Linked DNA regions of Mus musculus: region 2 is linked to region 1. Evidence: chromatin loops called from intact Hi-C (ENCODE). Cell type or tissue: left cerebral cortex. All regions are shown on one strand.

What was found. Peaks named below come from ENCODE experiments on the same cell type or tissue, not always from the same donor. Only the 100,000 strongest peaks of a DNase experiment are listed, where the experiment ranks them.
Region 2: a loop joins it to region 1, with 4 times the contacts of the local background. A loop is called at or near these places in 5 of 42 quality-filtered maps.

Annotation. Positions count from the first base shown.
Region 1 is chr9:102,623,023-102,631,022 of GRCm38, forward strand. Cep63 (centrosomal protein 63) reads right to left here and starts at 3,102. Exons shown (of 17, transcript NM_001081122.1): 1 at 2,882-3,102; 2 at 534-571. The coding sequence starts at 2,959. Anapc13 (anaphase promoting complex subunit 13) reads left to right here and starts at 3,274. Exons shown (of 3, transcript NM_181394.3): 1 at 3,274-3,324; 2 at 6,741-6,866. The coding sequence starts at 6,768. In left cerebral cortex, CTCF peaks have their summits at 906, 3,198 and 4,054; DNase peaks (open chromatin) are centred at 2,765, 3,254, 3,551, 4,081 and 1 more place; H3K4me3 peaks cover 2,201 bases; H3K27ac peaks cover 2,155 bases.
Region 2 is chr9:102,831,489-102,839,488 of GRCm38, forward strand. It overlaps Ryk (receptor-like tyrosine kinase), which reads left to right and starts at 3,432. Exons shown (of 15, transcript NM_013649.3): 1 at 3,432-3,751. The coding sequence starts at 3,568. In left cerebral cortex, no CTCF peak of the experiment used is centred here; DNase peaks (open chromatin) are centred at 3,374, 3,854, 4,093 and 4,171; H3K4me3 peaks cover 2,340 bases; H3K27ac peaks cover 1,442 bases.

The sequences.
Region 1 (8,000 bases):
TTTACAGGGACGATGACAGTGCTTTCTAACTACCACACAGAGAGGAAAGCAGCAGCACTGACCGGGATCCTAGCACTGGGGAGGTGAAGCAGGAAGATCTTAAGTTCAAGGTCATCCTTGACTACAAAAAAACCCAGCTAAAGCAAAACTAGGAGGAAATGATACAATTTCAGGTATCAAAAAAATGTTGGGGCTGGAGAGATGGCTCAGCGATTAAGAGTGCTGACTGCTCTTCTGAAGGTCGTGAGTTCAATTTCCAGCAACCACATGGTGGCTCACAGCCATCTGTGATGAGATCTGATGCCCTCTTCTGTAGTGTCTGAAGACAGCTACAGTGTACTTACATATAATAAATAAATCTTTTTAAAAAATTGTTATATGTTCAAACAATGTAAACACATAGAAGCCTATTGGTTGGTTGGTTGGTTGGTTTTTAAGATAAAGCCCTTGGGTTACTTTTGGAGGTTGCTACGTCACAGATTTAAACACATTCAAGTCTATCTGTTTGTTTTAAGGTGGAGCCCTTGGGTTACCTTTGGAGGTTGCTAGGCCACCAATTCATTGCTGTAGTCTGAAAAGAAAGGAACGGAGTTAAGCATTTTGCTTGCCATTCCTGTACAAACTGTACTTCAGGATAGTCAGCTGCGGAAGGCAAGTTCATCATAAGAGTGCCAGCTAAGCAGCACTGGGCACATGACGCCACTAGAAAGCACCACGGTGGCTCTCACTCAGTAATCGGCCCAGGCACTATTAGCCATGAAGAGCTCCCTATTGACCAAAGGCTCTTGGGCAATTTCATGGTGGCTCAACTGAGCAAACAGCACAGGAACCCCGACATACACAGCTTAATTCTAACATCCCTAGTGGGGTGACTCAGACATTACAAGTCTCCCTGACAATGAACGCAACAGATAATTTTTATAATATAAAACCTATACCTTTGAGTTTTCTTGTACCTGCCATCAAAAATCAAGGCTGAATCTAACACTGTATTTCAAAAGATCATTGTATTGCAACAGAACTTTCTGTAATTATGGAAACATCTTATCAGTATTAATCAGACAATAGCCACTAGGCAGCCTGTGTGTGCTGGGCATTTCCAATGTGGCTAATGCATCTGGGGAACCAAACAGTTCATTTAAAATGTCAGGGCTGGCTGATGACTGCCACACTGGATAGTGTAGTTCAAGATTTAGCCAGTGAAGGAGAGGTCATAGAAGAGGTAGAGGCATAAATTCAAAAATATATACAACCAGCTAAACCTGAGTGATAAAGAAACGGGAGGTAAGAACCTGCTTGGGGGGGGGGGAGAAATAGGGGATTTTCAGAGGGGAAACTAGGAAAGGGGATAACATTTGAAATGTAAATAAAGAAAATATCATATATACACATATAATACATGTATATAATATATATGTATATATATGAAAGAAAGAAATTGAGGGTTTTGATTATTGATTAGAGGGTTTTGAAGGCCTAGCAACCGAATGCAGCTGACAGTTCTCTGTAGGACTTTGGTCTACAAGTCTACAACTTTGGTATTACAAGCACATATGGAATAGCTGAAGAACCTGAACTCACCGGACACTGACACTGTGTGCTTTTTATAAATTTGTACTGATGTAAAAATAGTACTGTGGTTTTTGTAAAACTTAAAAAAGCAACTCTAGCCTTTGGCATGGGGAGCACCTTAAGCTATGACAGTGTGGACTAATGCTGTCACCATCAGCCACCACACAGTACAGGAAAGCCTAAGTAACCGGTCCCTACCGCTCCACGGGAGGAAGCAGCAGCAGCATGATTAACAATATCTCCATTGTTTCTGAAACTTCAGCATATACACATTTTAAAGGGACATGTGTCTGTGGTTTAAGTCTCTAACCCTCTTTAGTTTCGCAGCCTCCTTTACTATACTGACCACTGAGGACGACACAGTAAAAGACAGAGAGCACGGGACAAAAATTAACCTAAAAATGGCGCTGCATTCCAAATAAGATAATTCGTTTCATCATATCGTTAAGCTGCAGCCTTTAAGAATAAGTGTAAAAGCCGGGCGTGGTGGCGCACGCCTTTAATCCCAGCACTCGGGAGGCAGAGGCAGGCGGATTTCTGAGTTCGAGGACAGCCTGGTCTACAGAGTGAGTTCCAGAACAGCCAGGGCTACACAGAGAAACCCTGTCTCGAAAAACAAAACAAAAAAAAAAAGTGTAAAAAGCTAAAGATAACTATAGCCATTGATCTCTGACTTACATACAAAATATAAAATACAAATATTCGAGTTGTACAAAGAGCTATAATAAAGTAATACATTTTTGAAACTCTAAATTGGCCTCAAGAAAGCCAGGCGAGGTGGCGCGGATCCTTAATTAGGAGACATAGGTAGGCCCATCTCTGAGTTTGAGGCCAGCCTGGTCTACACTGCAAGTTCCAGATCATAGCTACAAAGGAGAGCCAGCGCTAGTTGGGGAGAATGGGGAGCACTTTTGGCAACAAGTCTACAGTCTGTAAATGAAAACTAGGTCTGACATCAGAATGCACTAACTCCACGATTTTGTAAAGGACAAAAGCCCATTCACTGTCAAGTGTCTCCGCGTGAAAGCGCTGTTGTGGAATTCCCCTTTCCAAACTTTCACTCCACCAATCTTGTTTCCTATGCTTGACTTGAAAGCGTGAAGCCATCTGCAATTCCCCTGCCATCAGGGGTTCCCGCCACATTTCCGCACCTCTCATACTAACATCACCAAGGAACCCTGCGGGCTTCCCGCTGGGCGGCTAACGCTAAGGCCTGGTCCTACACCGGCGGCAGCAGCAGCAGCCGGGTCCCTTCCCGGGAGCCATGCAGCCCACAGCCCGCAGCCCGCCCTCCCGCAGGCCGAAGCACCTGGCCGGCCAGCCCAGAGTCCCATAGGGAGGAGGAGGAACCCAGGGGCGCGACGACCGGGCAGCCGCAACCCGGCATTGGAAAGCCCCGCGGCAGGTGGGCCGCAACGAGCTGCGGCCGCGGGCCATGAGGCCTGGAGCCTAGCGGCACCACCGTGGCCAGGGCCGAGACCGCACCACAGTTAGCCGCAGCTCGCCCGTCTTTGGGGCATGCGGTCGGTTACAGAGCGCGCCCCCGGCAGAGCGCGCCTCCGGCGGAGCGCGCCCCCGGGCCTGCCCGCCGTTCCTCCGGCCGGGGATGCGCGCAAGTCACAACAAATCGCTGTCCGTCCCGCCCCCTGCCGCAGCGCTTGGACTCACCCACATCCGGGGCTTGAGAGCGCCGCGAGTCACGTGACCCAGAAGAAGGGCGGGGCCGGGAGGAAGCCGACGCGCGCGCAGTGGGTAAGGGTTTTTCGCGCCCGCGGCCCGGGTTTCCGAGGGTGGCCAAGCGTTCGCCCTCGAACTCCGGCGTCTACCGCTTCCAGAGGCGCGGGCCGGTACTTTCAACCGAGCTTCAGAGCCACTTCTTTACTGCACGCTGTGCGGAGTGGAACGGAGCCCCCATGGCGACGCTCGACCTCCCCCCTTGCACTTCCGCATGTAGTATCCTCCCACCCCTCGAACCGGAAGTCGCTGCAGCGGGTGACTGTAGTGTCCCAGGATGGTGGCCTCCGAGGGCCATTTTAGTGTAGGCGCCGTGCTCGTAGCTTAGAAATACATTTACAAAGCTGTGTGCATGAAAGGTGTGTATGTCTCATAGGACGTACGCATCTAATGTCTAGAAAGAGATATCCGGGCAATGTGACAAGCTTTCCTCCTGTTGTCACGTATTGTGCCCAGAGATCTAGGGGACTGGTGAAGGAATGGACCCTTGGGACTGCACTCAGCCTGGGGTCTAAAGGAAACAATCTGAGAGCTGAGAGTTTGATATTATCTGGTATCCGGAGCGGGGGAACTTTCTGTTTACGTAAAGGGTGAGCACCCGAGCACCTGACCCAGGAAAATAGATGTGTTTGGAAGGACGGCCAAGCATAAGTGATGAGGGACGGGGGTGGGTGAAAAGCGTGCTAGTTTCTAAGCATGTAGAAGAGAGTCATGTTACAAAGTATTGAGGCGAACTTGTGGAAAGACTGGGTATCCTTACATTACCGCTGGAGACAGTAGTACCCTGCCAGTCAGTCACAAAGCTGACCTGACTTGTTTCATAGATCATTTGAGGCAAGCAGCAAAGCATTCAAGGACAGAGCCTGCTGAAAAGCTGGAGAGAAAGTCAGAGCACTTTAGAAAAAGGTGCAATCCATAGGGACTGGGAAAGTCAGCACCAGAAGGTGTGAAATGCAGCCCAAGGCTCAGCTACAAAAACAAAAGGCTTGTCAAACCCTGAGGGGTGATTAGAAGTGGCCCTTCAGCTGGCTTTGCGTTATCCACTAGCTAGGGTCTGGTTATGTCTGAGGAAAACTGCTAAGTTATCACCTGGTTTTAACGTGGCAGAGGGAGCTTCAGTGTGTGTGTGTGTGTATACGCGTACACGAAAGTTGTGGTGGTGGGGGAGATTTCTGCGTACAGGTGGAGTTGTAGATGAGTGTAGAGGCCAGAGGTCAACATCAGTGTCTTCCTTTATTACTTTGAATCTTAAACCTGGAGCTTTCTGATTCAGTTAAACTGCCTGGCCTGGCAGCTTCCCAGAGAACACAAGTGTGCCATCGTGCCAGGCTTTTTCTGCGGGTGCCAGGAATCTGAATTCAGGTCTTTTTGCTTGCACAGCAAGCACTTCACTCCACTGAACCTCCTCCCAGGCCCCAGGTTGTTTAATTTTTTAAAGTAAAAAGCCCTTTCCCTCCTACAGACTAGGTAGATAGCGCTAGCTTGCTTGCCTTTATTCTGTTGGAGGCAAGCACATAGCCGCGTAGCACAGTTTGTTTCTTGTATGAGTCTCCCTTCTCTCGGAAACAGAACAGTTCCTGAGAGAGCCACTGGTACTAATCCTCACAAGACCTTTCCTTGGGTTGCCACTTTGTGGCAGGGAGCACAGTAGGGTGTGTTTGTGATAAGGAACAAACTTGGAAGCCAGAAACCCAAAAGCACTGCTTGATGACTGAGTTAGACTGCAACAGTTTCAGGAGAAAAATGTGGAACAATCTGTGGTCTGGGAGCTTAGCAAGCATCCTGAGCACTTGGACCAGGCACTGAAGAGAGCCAGCAAGATGGTTTAGTGGCTTAAAGGCGCTTGCTGCCAAGCCTGGCAACCTGAGTACAATCTCTGGGACCCGCCTGGTGGAAGAAGAGAACCAAAATCCCCAAGTTGTCCTTTGACTTCCACACGAACTTACACATATACATTGTTTCTTTCAAGAAGGAAGTAGGCTGGGTGTTGGGATCACAGCACAAAAGTTCTTGCACCCTCACATATCCAGGGAGGCCGAGATGTTAAGCATGCAGGATTGTTCTTCCAATGTGAGAGATATAAAACTTGTTCAGTCCACAAAGCTGGGAATTGGAAGTGATTGACAGCCTGGTGATCTGCGTTATCTGTTGGGCCAGGCCACATCAACCTACAACCAGGACCGAGGGTGGCTAGTAATTTAAATGACCCTGATAAGCAGGGGTTCCCTAAGCTCCAGAAGTAGCTAAGAGACCAGATGATGTCTATGTTATTGTATGACCTTCCTTAGACCCTTAAGCTAGTACAGGTAACCTATCTCTAGAACCCATCGTCTTGGAAGAAATAACATACCCTAAGTCGAGTTTCAATGTAATTGCACCTCCCTGTGCACCAGAAACTGTTATTACACCAGGAAACTTTCTTCCAAATCATACTATGTTTAAGTTTGTTCGGAGTAAACCGCCTAGCATCAGACCCCCCAAGTCTAAGCAAGACTGATAAAGTCAGTCTGAACCCAGTTTTCATTCTCACCTGACAGTTTGCTTCCCTCCCTGGACTCCTGCAGGGCCCCCTCAGCTGGGGATGGAGGTCGGTTGGCAGTGTGCTTAACTGTAGTATACACAACACCCTGGTTCTGTAACCAGAGCCGGTGGCACAGGCCTGCAATCCCATTGGTGGAGGCAGGAAGATTGGAAGCTTAAGGCTGCTTTTGGCTATAGAGAGTTTGAGACTCTCAAAAAAACAAACAAAAAGGAGGACGCCCAGAGGGATAGAGAACCTGGAGCTGCCACCGTTGATCTTGGATAGTTCTGTTGAGTTCAGTCTGGATGCTGTTTAAGAAAGGAAGTGGTTTCCTGGGTAAGCCCTGCTGGCCACGTTGTTCCTGCCCTGAGAGTTAGCAGCTGGCCTATGGTTGGTCACTTCACACATCCCAGCTCAGTGTCACCCAGCTGTTCCCTTAGCTCCTGTGCCTTTAGACTGCCAATGTTTGGGCCAAGACGGGTGGAGACTTGTGCCAAATCGTAGGGGAGGGCTTCAAGAGCAGGAGCTGACACTCAGGTAAGTCGGTCTGAGTCAAGTCAGAGACTCGTCAAAGACATCACAAGCAGGGAAGGGTGATTGTATAAGATGGTAAAGATAAAAGAAAGTTACATTTCCACGCAGTGTCTTCTAGGACCTTATTCTGAAGACCTGTGTTGCTCTCTGGTTCCACTAGCAGCCTGGTGTGTTGATCAAGCATGTCAGCTGAGGTGAGGAGAGAACTGGAGTCTTTATGTTGTCATCTGACACATACAAGATGGGCCTTTCCTGGGGTAATGTTAAGCACAGCAACAAAACCAGTTTCAAGGTGGAAGTATGAGGAATCCTAGTCCTGGATTATACTATACCTTCACTGTGTTAGAAAAAAAAAAAAAAAGACCTCTTTGGCTTACAGGCCTGACAAGATCAAAGCTGCAGGAGGATGGACAGTGAGGTACAGCGAGATGGAAGGATCTTGGACCTGATTGATGATGCTTGGCGGGAAGATAAGCTGCCATATGAGGATGTCGCCATTCCACTGGTAGGTTGTGATTCGAGCTCAGGAGAAAATGTGGTGAGACTTAGTGGAGGTTGGTGGGAAGTGAAATGCTAAGGCCCAGAAATCCTACTGCCTGGTGTAACTAGCTTCAATACAGGTCATACCAGGGCTGGAGTATACCCGGATTTTTGGAGCCACAAAAGCCCAGAGGGATGCCAAGTGTGAGTTTAGCACATCACACCCAGGAGCAAGGAGCATTGCTGGCTTACCAGTCTTTGTGGGTTTTTTTTGTTTTTGTTGTTTTTATTTGTGTGTGTGTGTATGTATATATTTATGTATGTATGTATGTATGTATGTATGTATAGTGTGAGAATGTCTGCCACCCATGTGCAGATGGGGAGGGTGACAGAAGAAGGCATCAAATTCCCTGGAGCTGGACTTACAGGTAGTTAGAGATCACCCAACACAGGTGCTGGAACAAAGCTTGGATCCTCTAAAAGAAGAGTCGGTGATCTTACCACTGAGCCATCCCCCCAGCCCTTAGGATTTATTTCCATTTGTGTATGTGTGAGGGTCTGGGATACAGTGGAGGAGCGTGTGAGTACAGGTGCCCTCAGAGGCCAGAAGAGGGTGTTGGGTCCCTTGGAGCTGGAATTAAAGGCAGTTGTGAACCACCCAACATGAGTGCTGAAAACCAAACAGTGTCCTCTGCAAAAGCAGTAGAGCCCTTAACCACTGAGCCGTCTCTCAGCCCCTCTGATGCAGGCACACAGCCAGCTGCTTACAGGCAACCTTGCCTTTCTTCTTTGGCCTGTAGACATACAAGCTCTCAGTAAACCTTTTCTTTGCTGATCTCTAGGAAACTCCCTTAAAAGGCTGTTGTTGAACCTTCTGTAATAAGTAACCCCCCACTTTTGCTTATGTAGATTTAAAAAAAAAAACAAAAACTCATTGATGTTACAAAGGCCTAACAAAGAACAAGGCAAACAGAGTCTGGGGACTTTCTCTGTACAGTGTGACACACGCTCTGGAAGAGCAGCTAACACAGCATGACTTCCAGGAGCATCACCTGCACTGCTGTTTTACAAAGAACAGACTCCACTCGCTCACTCACCGGCACTCTCTTTCAAGAGTAAGAGGTGGGATGTGTTCAGTGGATATTCAAGTCGCAGCTTA
Region 2 (8,000 bases), 210 kb after region 1:
CTCTAATGCTTGATCTGTTTATAGTGGGACTGGGTTGGCTTACGTGAGGAAAGAGATGGTTTACAGAGTGGCCTTCTTAGGTAATCCAGCAGAGGACCCTAGTGGGAATATAAATCAGTCAGGGGTAGGGGTGGGGCGCCCCTGGCTCTGTGAACTCTGGGCTGCCAGAATATCTTTGTGGGTGCCAACCAGTGGAGATGCTGAGGCTATGCCAGCGCCATGCATGAGACACCTGTTACTTCATCTCACAACCTGTGACCAGCCTGCTGTGTTTCCATGCATCCATCCTGTGGTATTTCAAGCCTAAAGCTGGCCTGTGTCTAGAACAGTGAACACCAAGTGTTATGTCCTGACTTTTCTTAACTATGTCTTCAGCCACAGTGACAGGAAAAACCAAGGAGGTTGGCGGTAGGTGGGCAGAGTGTGGTCATGGCCGTGGCCTCCATTTTCCCTGGGGACAAAGAAACCTCAGGCAGACGTCAGAACTTCCCAGCATCTAGATGTTGAGGCTTACTGGGAAATGTCAGAGACTGCCACCCACACCTTGGCAGGGGAGAGAAGAGTCTTAGAGAACTCTGTCTGACATAGGAAGAGTCTGGAGTCTGAGAGTTCAATAAGAGTGTTGCAATTTTCTTCTTATTCAGAGATCAATATGTGAATATAGATGTGAAGGAGGTGGGAAAAGAAGCAATAAAGATGTTGGCAGAACAAACATTCCTGAGGAAGGATTGCGCCTAAGACTGGAAGAGAGAGAAAGCCATAATTGAAGCCATGGTAGCTGAAGGTAGGAGATACAGTCAGAAGGCAAGGGAGAGGTAGGGCTTGAGACCCGCCTTCTCTCCTTGCAAGAACTTTGCTTTTATTCTAGATGAGCCAGAGAGATATTGGCAGTCAGAAGGCCAGTGAATAATGCATCCGGCTGGTGTTTTACAGGATGGCTTTGGCTGTTGGGAACAGACTGAGTGAGCGAGACAGTAGCAGGCAGGTGCCCTGGGGGTGGTAGGGGTGTGGGGGTGTGGATACGGGCGTGGGGAGGCACCCGTAACAGATCAAAGGAGAGGCAGGAGTTGAGCCTTTCTTAGCTGAGGGGCCAATACCAGAATCACCTTTAGGGTTCACGGAAACACAGGTTGGCCCCCCAATTCCAGCTGTTCCTCTCCTTATCTCCTTAGTCGGGTTTGAGCCTAGGACTTTGCATTTCTATAATTCCCCGGTGAAGCAGCTGGTTTGGGAGTCACACGCAGAGACCCTTAAGTTTTCCCCCATAGCACGGATGAAAGCTCACATCCTTGTAAGTACTGAAGGAAGCTCTTTGGCATTCCTGCACCCTAGTGTGCTTCATACAGCAAAAATTCATGTTGGGTACAGGCTCTGGGTTATGCAGGGGGGGTTAGTGAAGGGACTTTTGGAGGATACCTCATTTGAACTGTTTGGTGATGAAACTACACAGAAGTGGCCATTAGAAGGAAGGGTTCATTATGTCAACAGTAATCATAACAATTGTAGCAGTCACCCAGTGTCCGCCCAGGTGTTTTATTTATAGCTTCTCCAATTAAATCCTTGTAAAAGCCCTGCAAGTCAGGCCTTACCGCTGGTGCTTAACCGAGGCTAGGAGAGTTTAATTTTCCCAAGGCCACACCATTGATAAATACCAGTGCTTAGTCCCGCTTGACTGACACCTTTGGGATATATTGTATCATAGTATCTCAAGATGTCACTGGCTAAAGATATGGAAGTAAACCAGCCTCTAGAAGACTCAGCTTCCATTCTTGGAGATTATTAGCTTGCTGCAAAAAATGTAGACAGCAAACCTTTGCTTTCAAGACGGCTCCGCCCCCACCCCCTTTGTTTTCTTGAGTAGAGAGCCCTGTTCACAGCATAGGTTCCTAGAGTCCTTCCTGGCAGGGCCCTGGTTCCCTACGAGGTAGCTGTGGCCACAGGTGACTTGTGTTTTTCATCATTCACTGATGGCATGCTTTTGTTCAGTTCATGCCCACTTCCTGGTCTCTTCCTGCAGGGCACTGTATTCTGTGCTGGGGAACTGAAGCTTGACAAATTGAGGCCAGCTTGTCTCCAAATGGAATCCATCCCTCTCACTACAGGAGAGAGGGGGGAAAAATATCAAGATCCAACTATCCTCCTCTTCGGTCTCTCTCCCTGCCCTGGCAGGGGATACAGGTAATATCTCTCAGGGCCTGCGTGTGGATGGGCAACTGGGAGCTTGAAGCTAGGCCGGGCAGAAAGCAGCTGCTCTCCACAGGCAAGGAGGGAGGCATAAGGTCAGTGAACGGGTCACAGGGATGGGATGACCCTGTTCTGGAGGAAGTGAGAAGGGATGCTTGGGAGCCAGCCTGAGTGATGGCTTGTGGAGTAAGCTTGACTGGGGCTTCCCCAAATTCTTCATCAGAGTCTCTGGGATGTATCAGAGATCCTTAACCGGTTTAGGGAGACAAGGGCTTCCTAGAGCAAGGGATGAAATGTAAAAACCACTCTCCAGTATGTGAAAGCACCCATGCACACAGACAGCCATGTACAGCCATAAGCACACACTCACATACATTCCATGTTTTGGAGGGGGGGGCTGGCATGGACCACAGGTTAAAAGCCCAGATACAGGTTGATTTACAGTAAAGGAGAACTAGGATAATAAAAGTTCGTCACATGTAAAAATAAGCTTGCTGGGCATGGGTGGCACAGGCCTTTAATCCTGGCACTTGGGAAGCAGAGGCAGGCAGATCTCTGTGAGTTCAAGGCCAGCTTGGTCTACATAGCAAGTTCCATGCGGGCCAGGGCTACATAGTGAGACCCTGTCTCAAAACAAACAAACAAACAAACAAACTGTAAACCAAAATACAAAATAAAAAGTTTACTAAGGTTTTATGAGTTTTTTTTGTTTTTGTTTTTGCTTTCTGGAAAGTGTGTGGCATGTGAATTTTAGGGAACAGACATGCTAACTAGAGGCTGACCTCTGATGGTGGGATAAGGGAAGATTTCTACGTACCCGTCCCTTCTCACTAAATAAAACAGCATTCTTTTCTTTTGAGACAGCATCCAAGACTCAGGGCGCACCTGGGGAAGAATAAAGAGACCAACCGACTCTAGGCCTCAACGACTTGGGCTGGGGACTGGCTATATTAGCCTAGAGCCCTTCGCCTGGCCAGGGCACTTCATTATTGTTTTTGATTAGTTTGTGTCTCTTTAACTCATTTCCTTTATTCCTCGCGCGTTTCAGCCTGGCAAACAACGTAATGTTATTTATACCAACCCCTACGCGCGGCCCCCACCCCGACCTCAGGTCTGAGACGCTCTCCCGTGCACGCGCGCCCCAGAACCAGGCGCTCTCGGTCGGGCGGCACATGCGTGCGCGCCCTCGCGCACGGCGGGCACGCGCACGCGCGCGTCTCCGCCCGCAGCTCGCCCCCCCACCCCCTCCCGTTCCCGGGCGGCGGGTCTGAAGCGGCGGCGCGATGAGCTGGCCGGCCGCCCCCGGCTCGGGGCTGTGAGGCGCTCGGGGCCGGGGTGCGCGGCGGCGCGGCGGGCGGCGGACGCTCCTGCTCGGCGGCGGCCATGCGCGCGGGCCGGGGCGGCGTCCCGGGGAGCGGCGGCCTGAGGGCCCCGCCGCCGCCGCTGCTGCTGCTGCTGCTGGCGATGCTGCCCGCCGCCGCCCCGCGGTCCCCGGCCCTGGCCGCCGCTCCTGCGGGACCCAGCGTGAGCCTCTACCTGAGCGAGGACGAGGTGCGCCGGCTGCTTGGTGAGTGGCGCGGCTCCCGGGGCCTCGTGAGCCCGCGGTGCTGCCGCTGCGCCGCCCGCGCTCTCTCTCTCTCTCTCCCTCTCTGCAGCCTCCCTGCGCGTGTCACTCTAGGCCGCGGAGCTCCGGAGCCTCGGAGTCGGCGCTCGGGACACGGGTGGCCGCTCCTTAGCCTGCTGTGGGTGGCCCACAGGCCACGCCGCCGCCGTGCGCTTGCTTTCTGGTTAGCGAGTGGGGGGCAAGGTGAGCCGGGCGCCCTGAGTTGTGTGGCATCCTGCACACCTTCGGGCCGACCGGATCCCAAGCATCGGGGTTTGCCTTGGGTTCCTTGAGTGTGACCTGATGCTGCCGTTCCAGGCCACTTGCCTACTCTGCAGACCCTGAAGCGAGAGGAGAACTTGGCTTTGGGGTCCGTCGGCGGTGGTTCCGTTTACCTGTTTAGCCCGTTGTTTGGGGAGTCCGACTCTGCCCTCCGCTTGGAACTCTGTGCATTCTGAAAATCAGCCCTTGAAGGAAGGCCTGGCCAGCCATCAAAAGGAAGTCTCTGATAGTTAGGGATACCCAGCTTTTGCCGTCTTTTGTGCATTAAGGCAGTCCCTTCACTTTTTATCGGGGTGTTTTAGAGTGAAGTGTTGGAACTGGAAAGGTCTCCCCCTAAATATCCATTAAGTGTCACTTTTTTAGTGAGCGAGTATGCCTCCCCCAAGTGTGTGTGTGTGTGTGTGTGGTGTGCGCGCGCGTGTGTATGCGTATGTGTGTATTAGAGGAGGTTTTTTTGTTTGTTTGTTTGTTTGTTTGTTTTGTTTTGTTTTTCCTTTCCAGACAGGGACTTTATGTAGCCTGGGCTGTTTTGGAATCCACTATGTAGACCAGGTTGGCCTCAAGCTCACAGAGAGCCTTCTGCCTGTTAGAAGAGTTTCTTAGGGTCTGTTGAGAGAGTTTAGCCTCGGAATGAAAACTGCTTTTAGCAGACTGTTTAGACATAGTTGTATGTGTAGGTTTATCGGCTTTAACTAAAGAACTGTGTTTTCCTAACATCCTAATTTAACCTTCCTTATAGTCTAGTTGAATTAGCTGAATTTAGTCTAGCAGAATTGAAATGGCATCTGAGTTACGCCTGGAGCATGGGAGAAAGGCTTGGGAAAAAATAACGATTTGTAGTGCGGCTCCTAGGCGTGCTTTTGTAAGGGTTGTTTTTGTTGTTGTTAAAAGAACTTACGTAATTGTGACTTTATTGACATGTATTTCCTCTCCTGCCTTAGCCAGGATGGAAGTAGGGAGACAGAGATATCTGGCAGCAGACAGAGACGAGTACATGTGCCTACCGTTGCGTGTTAGAGTTTTGCTGTTACTTTTATTTATTTTGGTGTGTGTGTACCACGATGTGTTCTGTGGAGGTCACAGGACACCTTGAAGGTGTGGGCTGTCTTTCCACTATTAATAGGGGGTCCCAGGGCTCAAACTCATGTCATCTGACTGGACGACAAGTGCTTTTACCTGCTGAGCCATCTAGCTGGGGCTTGATATGGACTTAAACATGTTGTTTCAGTTTCTTGTTACCCAGTGGGGCAATTATGGGAGATGAGAAAAGTAAGGCTTTCAGTAACTTGCTGAAGGTAACATGGTTTATTTCATATATTACATATATAATATATACCCACACAAGACAGTGTTTCCTGGCTGCAGACTAAGTTATTGAAGGGCATGTGCATTTAGAAGTTTGATTATGGCATGTTAAAAAAGAGACTGTTGTTCATTAGTACGTGAAGTGATACCTTTGTAGCCTGGAACTGATTTTCTTAGGACAGTAGCTGAGGGGGCACCTGATGGATGAGCACCTGGTCCAGTAGTGTGTGAAATAGAGTGGGGAGCATGGCTCATTAATGCTCCCATCCACCCTTAGGTATTTCAGTTCCATGCAAGCTGAGTTGTCCTGTTACAATGTGGTCTCTAGATAGTCCTCTTGCAGAACCAGGGCCTCTTTCTGTCCCTTTACGTTTCCCTCAGCTGTGCTGCTGTTGAAGGATTCCCATCTGGCTTTGTCTGGGTGGCAAAGTGCAAGTACTGGGACGTTTGCTGGGCCTCCTGAGTGTGGCTGTGATGGTGTGTACGTGCGAGACTGTTGGAGATAGTGCTTTCCACCACGTTTTCCTTTGCGTAAAGGGTTAAGTGACTTCCAAAAGCTCAGGCAAGCTAGTGTCAGTTTTACAGTGTTGCTGAGACCCAGGGTTCAGAATGCCAGGTGAGAACTTGGAAGTTGGAAGTGACAACTCTGTGGAGCTGGCTGTACTTGATAGGAGAAGTGCTTTTAATCCAGACATTAGCTGCACATAATAGAAATCAATTGGATAATAGCAAAAAGGCCTTGAACCAGAAGCCATCAGCACCCTGCCTTTGGGCTTTTTGCCCTCCAGGTCCCACTGCCCCAGTGGGCGTAGTTCACACAACTGTGGTGGAGTTTGTCTTTCCCTTGTTGTCTTTGGAATTTCTAGACTAGTGTGGACTGAACATTTGTCTTCTGGGGTCCTCCTTGTTCATCAGACTCCCCAGGGCAGGTGGGTTTTTTTTTTTTTTAATTTTAAAAAACATCCCAATCACAAAGGAACTCACACAATATCTACTCACTGATAAGTGGATATTAGCCCAGAAACTTAGGATACCCAAGATATAAGATACAATTTGCTAAACACATGAAACTCAAGAAGAACGAAGACCAAAGTGTGGACACTTTGCCCCTTCTTAGAATTGGGAACAAAACACCCATGGAAGGAGTTACAGAGACAAAATTTGGAGCTGTGACGAAAGGATGAACCATCTAGTGATTGCCATATCCAGGGATCCATCCCATAATCAGCTTCCAAACGCTGACACCATTGCATACACTAGCAAGATTTTGCTGAAAGGACCCAGTTGTCTCTTGTGAGACTATGCCGGGGCCTAGCAAACACAGAAGTGGATGCTCACAGTCAGCTATTGGATGGATCACAGGGCCCCCAATGGAGGAGCTAGAGAAAGTACCCAAGGAGCTAAAGGGAACTGCAACCCTATAGGTGGAACAACATTATGAACTAACCAGTACCCCGGAGCTCTTGTCTCTAGCTGCGTACGTATCAAAAGATGGCCTAGTCGGCCATCACTGGAAAGAGAGGCCCATTGGACTTGCAAACTTTATATGCCCCAGTACAGGGGAACGCCAGGGCCAAAAAGGGGGAGTGGGTGGGTAGGGGAGTGGGGGTGGGTGGGTATGGGGGACTTTTGGGATGGCATTGGAAATGTAAATGAGGAAAATACCTAATTAAAAAAAAACATTTATTTTTATTTCATGGGCATTGGAGTTTTGCCTGTATGAGGGTATAGCATCCCCTGGAACTCGAGGTACAGACAGTTGCGAGTTGCCATGTGGGTTCTGGGTATTGAACGTGGGTCCTCTGGAAGAGCTGCCAGCACTCTTAGCCACAGAGCCATCTTTAATCCTCCAGTGCATGTTTAAACCAGCAGTCAGTTGCCACAGTGGTCTGGTCTGTGCCCTCAGATGGTCAGTATCGATGCTATAGCGTACAAATACATTGCCCTTTTCTGAGTTCGATATGAACTGGTAGACACCCCCTCCCACACTCACCCCCTTTGTTCGGGTTTTCCCTTTGGATCTTAAACTTTTTTTTGATTAGCTTGCTTTGTGTCTGTACATATATTCTCTCGGGTACCCCAAGAAGCACGCTGAGTGCCTTTTGATCCCCAGTCCCCTTCAGGCAGCACTTTAAGACATCTGTTAGTTCCATTGGATTCTTCTCAGTGGTACCTTCCTTGATTTAGTGTCATCCATCCCTTGCTTCAGGCTGGTCAGTAGCACTTTATACCTCTCTGTCCTCTCTTGGTCTCCTGTCCTCCTTTTTCTTTGCTGGTTGTGTGTATCCTCAGGGGAACCCTAAGGATGGGGTTCATGGGGAAGAGATATTATTTGAGGTCCTTTATGTCTGAAAATTTTCATTTTACCCTCACACTTTGTTGATGGTCTGGATGACTTTAGAATATTAGGTGGAACATAATTTTTGTTCACAATTTGGAGGGTTATTTTCTCTTGTAAGGATTTCAGATAAAGAGCCCAAAGCCATGTCTTTCTAGCTCCTTCCCCCACCCCCTTCACAGTTTTTAGAATTCCGGAGTGGTTTACTCTGGAATTACTCTGGTATTCTGAAGTTTGTTAATTGGGTTGCAAAGCCTTCAGTTTTGGGGAGTGTTTGTTTGCTTTTTA